Regions from separate parts of the Homo sapiens genome. Here region 2 is linked to region 1. Evidence: chromatin loops called from intact Hi-C (ENCODE). Cell type or tissue: Caco-2. All regions are shown on one strand. Each heading gives the region's core, and the rest is flanking DNA. Links, peaks and the distances in the headings are about the cores only.

Region 1 (2,915 bases), core at 298-2,797:
TAAACAAAAATTAAAAACGAACATAAAAATAAACAAACAAAAACATAAAAAAATAAACAAAAATACAAAATGAACCTTGACATAAATCTCACGCTTTGCAAATCACGTAACCAACAAAGAACTTCTATATAGAATATATACATAGAACTCTTAAAACACAATAGTAATGTAAAAATCCAATTTAAAATGTGTGAAAGATATGCACAGACATTTCACCAAAGAGGATACACAGAAACCTATACACAAGTGAGCATGGCACCTTTATTCTTAATAATGAAAAACTAGAAAATACCCAAATGTCCTTCAGTGGGTGAATGGTTAAACAAACTATATTACATTCATACGGTGGAATACTACTCAGCAGTAAAAAGCAAATAACTAATACATGCAAAACTAAAATGAATCTCCAAACAAATTGTGCTGAGTGAAGAAAGCCAAATCTCAAAAAGATGCATACTGCATGACTCCATTATACAATATTTATGTAAAAACAGTTATAGAGATGGGAGGCCAGGCGTGGTGATTCACACCTATAATCCCAGCACTTTGGGAAGCCGAGGTGGAAGAATCACTTGAGCCCAGGAGTTCAAGACCAGCCTGGGAAATATGGCGAAACCTCACCTCTGCAAAAAATAAAAAATTAGCCAGCCATGGTGGCATGCACCTGTAGTCCAGGCTACACAGCTGAGGCAGGAGAAGCTTTAGCCCAGGAGGTCAAGGCTGCAGTGAGCCATGATCGTGCCACTGCACTTCAGCCTGGGTGACACAGCAAGACCCTGTCTCAAAAAATAAAACATTACAGAGATGGAGAACAGATTAGCGGTTGCTAGGGATTAGGACTGGAAGTGGAGAGGGAGGGTGGAGCCATAAATGGATACCATGAAGGAGTCTTGTGATGATGTTTTAGTATCTTGTTTAAGTATGTTTAAATATCTTGATTGTGGTTGTATTATACAAGGCTACACACAGGTCAACGTTGCATCCTAGGAAGCCCCTCAATCCCTGGCAAACCAGACAGCTGGTCACCCTAGCAGATGGCCCCCTAGTAGGGGCCATCACGTAGCCCTTGCATCTCTGAGGAGAAATTTGGTCTTCACCCGATGAATAATACATGTCCTCTGGCTGCTTAAGAAGAGCTTGTAGGGGTCAGAGCAGACACAGGAAGGAGCTACTGCATGACTGGGGCAAGAAATGAGGGTGGCCCAACGTTGGTCAATGGGCCAGATGTTCACCAAATTCTTGCTTTTCCTCCTGTGTGTTGTCTGGCACATGGCTGGACTACATTTCCCAGTCACCCTTGCAGGTAGGTGTGGCCGTGTGTCTGAGTTCTGGCCAATGGGACATAGGTAGACAGGCTCTGTACTTCCCATAAGCCCTGCCCTTCTCGGTGAGCTTTAAACCAGGTACTGAACAGGGCAGAACACAAGCTGAAAGGAATCTGAGTTCCTGCTATCCCACAGAGAAGGATCTGCTGATCAGGAACACATGCTGTGAGCTTAGTGTGTTTCAGCCATTATACCTGTCTTCATCTATTTGTGACAATGGTGCCTTAACTGACACCCTTGGGTGCACCCCTCCCCGCCCCCCGCCAGAGCATGCCATCAGCATCACTAGCCTCCCTGGGCACCTGTATTGGGGTAGGGGAACTGGATAACAGGCCAAGATGCCCAGACAGCCCCCATAGTTAGAGAACCAAACACCCTCTGAGCATCTTGGGGTATGAAGGGCCCTGAGTTCTGGGCCTTAGAACCCTAGAAATATCCAATTCTGGAAGCACTAAAGGGGCTCTCACAGAACACAAAATCCCATCTGTGCCATTGAACAACTGGGGAAATTGAGCCTAAGAGAACAGAAAGTACTTGAGGTCCCACAATGAATCTATGGATGAATGAGTGCTTATTCATTCACTCATTTTTTAAAAAAATCCATTCCACAAGTATGTCTTAATCACTGCAGTGTAAGGCACATAGGGACAAAATAGAAGATTCCTGTCCTCATGGAACTCACAAACAAGCAAACAGGAACTGACAGACATGAACAGGTACTACGGAGGGTAAAGCAAGACAAGAGGATAAAGTGCATGGTGGTGCGTTTTACTGGAGTGGTCACAGGGGGCCTCTCTGAGGAGGCAACATCGAGGGGAGACAAGCCCCAAATCTGGGGAAAGACTTTCCAGGCAGAGAGAACAGCAAAAACCGCAGGATGAGTGACAAGAGTCTGAGAAACACGAGGCTAGCTAGAGCAGAGGCAGTGGGGAATAAATAGGGGAAAAAATTCAAGAAGGGGTAAGCAGCTTCATCCTGCAGAGCCGTGTGGCTGGCTGTCAATTCACAATGCACATTGGACCTCTCTGGCCCTGCTCACATGGAAGCTGTCCCCTTTGGACTTTGGAGACTCCAGTACTGGGGGTAGTGGGGAAGGGAATGACCTCCGCTTTCCTAAGGCTTGATCTTCTGGGGTCACCTCATTTCTCCAAGTACCTGCATTCCATGTACAGGCTGGGAGACTTGTGCATCTGGAGAATTCATTCATTCACCATTCATTTATTTATGCACTCATTATGCAAACATTCTGAGCACCGCTGTGTGTCTGGCTCTGGCTTGAAAGAGATGGCAGTTTGGAAGGAGAACAGACACATCCATTGTTACCACCTGATGTGATCAGAGCTGTGATAAAGAGATTGTGGATGCCCAGAGGAGGCACTGGACCTGGCCTGAGAATCAGGGAAGGCTTCCTGGAGCAGAGGCAGTGAAGAAGGAGGTAGGATATAGGATGGTATTCCATGGAGAGGCCCCACAACATGAAAAGCTCAGAGGTGTGAGAGGCCTGTGGTGTTTGTGAAATATTCAAGGGCTGAAATCTCTAAGGCTAAAGAGAGAGGGGTGGGGCAGTGGGAAAGACTGAGATCAGAGATA
Region 2 (2,915 bases), core at 228-2,727, 100 kb before region 1:
GGAGTATGTGGGGAGAACCTTCAGGCCTTTCTGCTGATCTGGCTCCTACAAAAGAAGAGAAGGAAGGAATAAGGATTAGTGAGAAAGTCTCAGCCAGCCCAACGGAGAACTCCAGCACCAAGAAATATCATAGAGAGTTCCCTGTTGGATTGAAATGGCCAGGCCTTAGTGCTGTCTCTGCTCGGTGGGCTGCCCGTAAAGAGCATGGCTTCAGCATGATCCCAGTGGTCCTATGGCCGGAGGACGTTAGCAAACTGCACTCCTCACAGCTGTGTGGCAATTATTTTCTTGAAGGTTTGGCACCCCTCCATAGTTGACACATAAAATAATACCCCTTCATGCCTTTTTTCACTCATCATCATGTCCAAACTTCATCCATGTTGTGTGTATCAGTACCTTCCTTTTTATTGAGTAATATTGTGTTGTATGGATGTGCCAGTTTGTCCAGTCCCTTATTGATGGGCATTTGGGTTGTTTCCAGCTTGGGATGGTGATGAGTAATGCTGCTGTAGACATACATGGACAGGTCTTGGTATGGCCTTATGATTTCACTGGTCTTGGATAAATTCCTAGGTGTAGAATTGCTGGATCTTATGGTAGAGTATATGTTTATAGGAAACTGCCAAATGTGTTCCCAAAATGGTCATACCATTTTCCACACCTGCCAACAATGAATGAGAGCCCTGGTTGCTTGACATCCAGCAGAAGGGGATTTAATGGGAAAAATATGATGCTTACTGAACCAGTGGATGGATTGGAATGTAAAGATTGGGGAAAGCTGCCACCAGCTTTCAGAAAGTCTGGACATTGCAGGAGCTTCAGAAAACCACCAGCAGTGATCACAGCTGCCTCCCATCCTGGGGCAGTCTGTGTGTATGTAGGGTGGTGGGGGGACCTGCAGAGGCTGCTGCCAAACTGAAACCTAAAACTCAAGATTCTGCCACTGCTGTTGGAGAAGCAATAATGTGCCCCTGCCTCTGCCTCCCAGTGGCTGGATCTAACTTGGAACCCAGCTGGCAAGTCATTCTGAAAAATGCACTTGTTAGGTTTCAGGCCTCTGAAATACTAAGGGAAGGCATAAAAGGTGTGAGTGTGAGTGTGTGTGTGTGGTGGGGGTCGGGGGGTAGTACTGGGGCTTTGACAAATTGCTCAATGTATATTGTCTCATTTAATTCCCAGAACAACACTTTAAGGTAGAAACTATTATTATCTTCGCTTTAAAAATGAGAAAAATAAGGGAGAAGTTGTGCCATTGTCCTAAGCAGCAGGGTCAGGATTTGAGCCAGGCGGTCAGCCTGCTTGCCTCCTCATCACAGTGCCATGCCTCCAACAGCATCACTAAGGGCTTGCGGGATTCTGAGCTCTGAGTTTCAAGATCTACACAGGAAAAGCCAAGAGTCATGACGAGGACCATTTTTCAGACCTCAGGGGCAGAAAAGGCTGGGAATAGAAAAAAGGGTCAAGGGTCCAGGCTGGGAACAGAGAAACGATCTAGGCATGGGAAGCTCCTCCAACCACAGGGACACATGAAGAGTCTCTGCAGAGACAAGGGAGGCCACAAGAGGGCACCCTGGCCCACCCAAATGTCCACAGATGGCAGCCACGCAGGGAGAGGCACACTCTCCTCCATCCTGACTTCATTCCACCAGGAGGTTCAGGGGAGCCCTAGACCAGAGCCCCCCCAGCAGGCTCTGTCCACACTGCAATCAGCCTTCACACCTGGAAATACCTGATTTTAGCTCTGGGGATCGTTGCCTTCAGGGAGAGACGGTCCCCAGAGAACCCAAGTCCTTGGAGGCACAGAGGGTCGGTTTCTGAGGCCACTCTCTTTCCTGTACCCCCTACTTCTCTTTGTCTCCATCCTTTCACAGACTTGGGCCTGATCCTTGCCTTGCCCCCATGCCACCCATGTCCAGCTCCAACTCCAAAGTTCCATCAGGCACTTGCCCACCTTGGTCAGGCAGGTGGGAGGGGTGACCAGTATTACCTTGAAAGGCTAGAAGCTCTGCCTGATGCTCCCCAAACCAGAACATCAGCTTCATGAGCACAGGGATTTGTGTCTGTTTGGTTCACTGCTATAGTCCTGGCACCTAGAACAGAGCCTGGCATACATAGTAGGTGCCCAATAAATATGTGATGAGTGAATAAATACATTAGCAGGTGCATAGTGTAGAAAAGTGTCTAGGCCTTGGAGTCAGGGAACCTGGGTTTACATCTCGGCCTCTTTGCTTACTCACTGTGCAACTTTGGGGAAATGGCTTATCAAATTGTCAAATAGGGGTTATAGTGGTGTCTCCCCAAGGGCTGTTGGGAGAATTTCTGAACATGATGTCAATAAAATGCCTCCCACAGTACCTGGCTCATGATAAGGGCCCCTAAGAGGTGGCTCATTATTTGAGATAATGAGGCCTTGGAAAACAGCACCTATTTATTGAGGATTTACTATGTGTCTGGCACTTGGCTCATGTTATCTAATTCAATTTTCATAACAACTTTTAAATGAGAAGTTAAGTAGCTCAGAGAACTTAAGCAACTTTTCCAGGGTCACACAGCTGAGAAGAACAAACTTGGGTTTAAGTCCAAGTCTTGAACCCTGCAGCATGCAAGTTTGCAAGTCAGACTTCCTGGGCTCAAATCCCGGCTTTTTCACTTACAAGCAGTATGACCCTGGGCAATTTTCTTAGGTGGAGAGCTAGGAAGGGACAGAAAGAGACCACCACCTAGGCCTGAACTGTTCTTTAGGATTTGCAGGAGTCAAAGACACCACCAACGGTACTAACAGTACTGCTGCAGTCTCACTCCCTGGAGATTGTGCAACCTGCCAAGGCCCCTGGAACCTGCTGTTTAATCACAGCATTACCTGGCCCCCATCAAGCACCAGACTGTTTCCAAATGTATTCTTTGTACTCTACCTG

Evidence for each region. A loop is a pair of places that touch in the nucleus more often than their neighbours do. Peaks named below come from ENCODE experiments on the same cell type or tissue, not always from the same donor. Only the 100,000 strongest peaks of a DNase experiment are listed, where the experiment ranks them.
Region 2: it touches region 1 in a loop (2.6-fold over the local background); 1 of 110 quality-filtered maps calls a loop at or near these places.

Annotation. Positions count from the first base shown.
Region 1 is chr20:1,004,243-1,007,157 of GRCh38, reverse strand. No RefSeq gene overlaps it. Among named protein-coding and RNA genes, the nearest start is that of RSPO4, 3.4 kb to the right of the region's middle. RefSeq lists a silencer at 1,243-1,423 and an enhancer at 1,218-1,512. In Caco-2, for the core only: no CTCF peak of the experiment used is centred there; a DNase peak (open chromatin) is centred at 1,327.
Region 2 is chr20:1,107,271-1,110,185 of GRCh38, reverse strand. No RefSeq gene overlaps it. Among named protein-coding and RNA genes, the nearest start is that of PSMF1, 9.9 kb to the left of the region's middle. RefSeq lists an enhancer at 1,471-1,520. In Caco-2, for the core only: a CTCF peak has its summit at 1,531 (motif pointing right); a DNase peak (open chromatin) is centred at 1,565.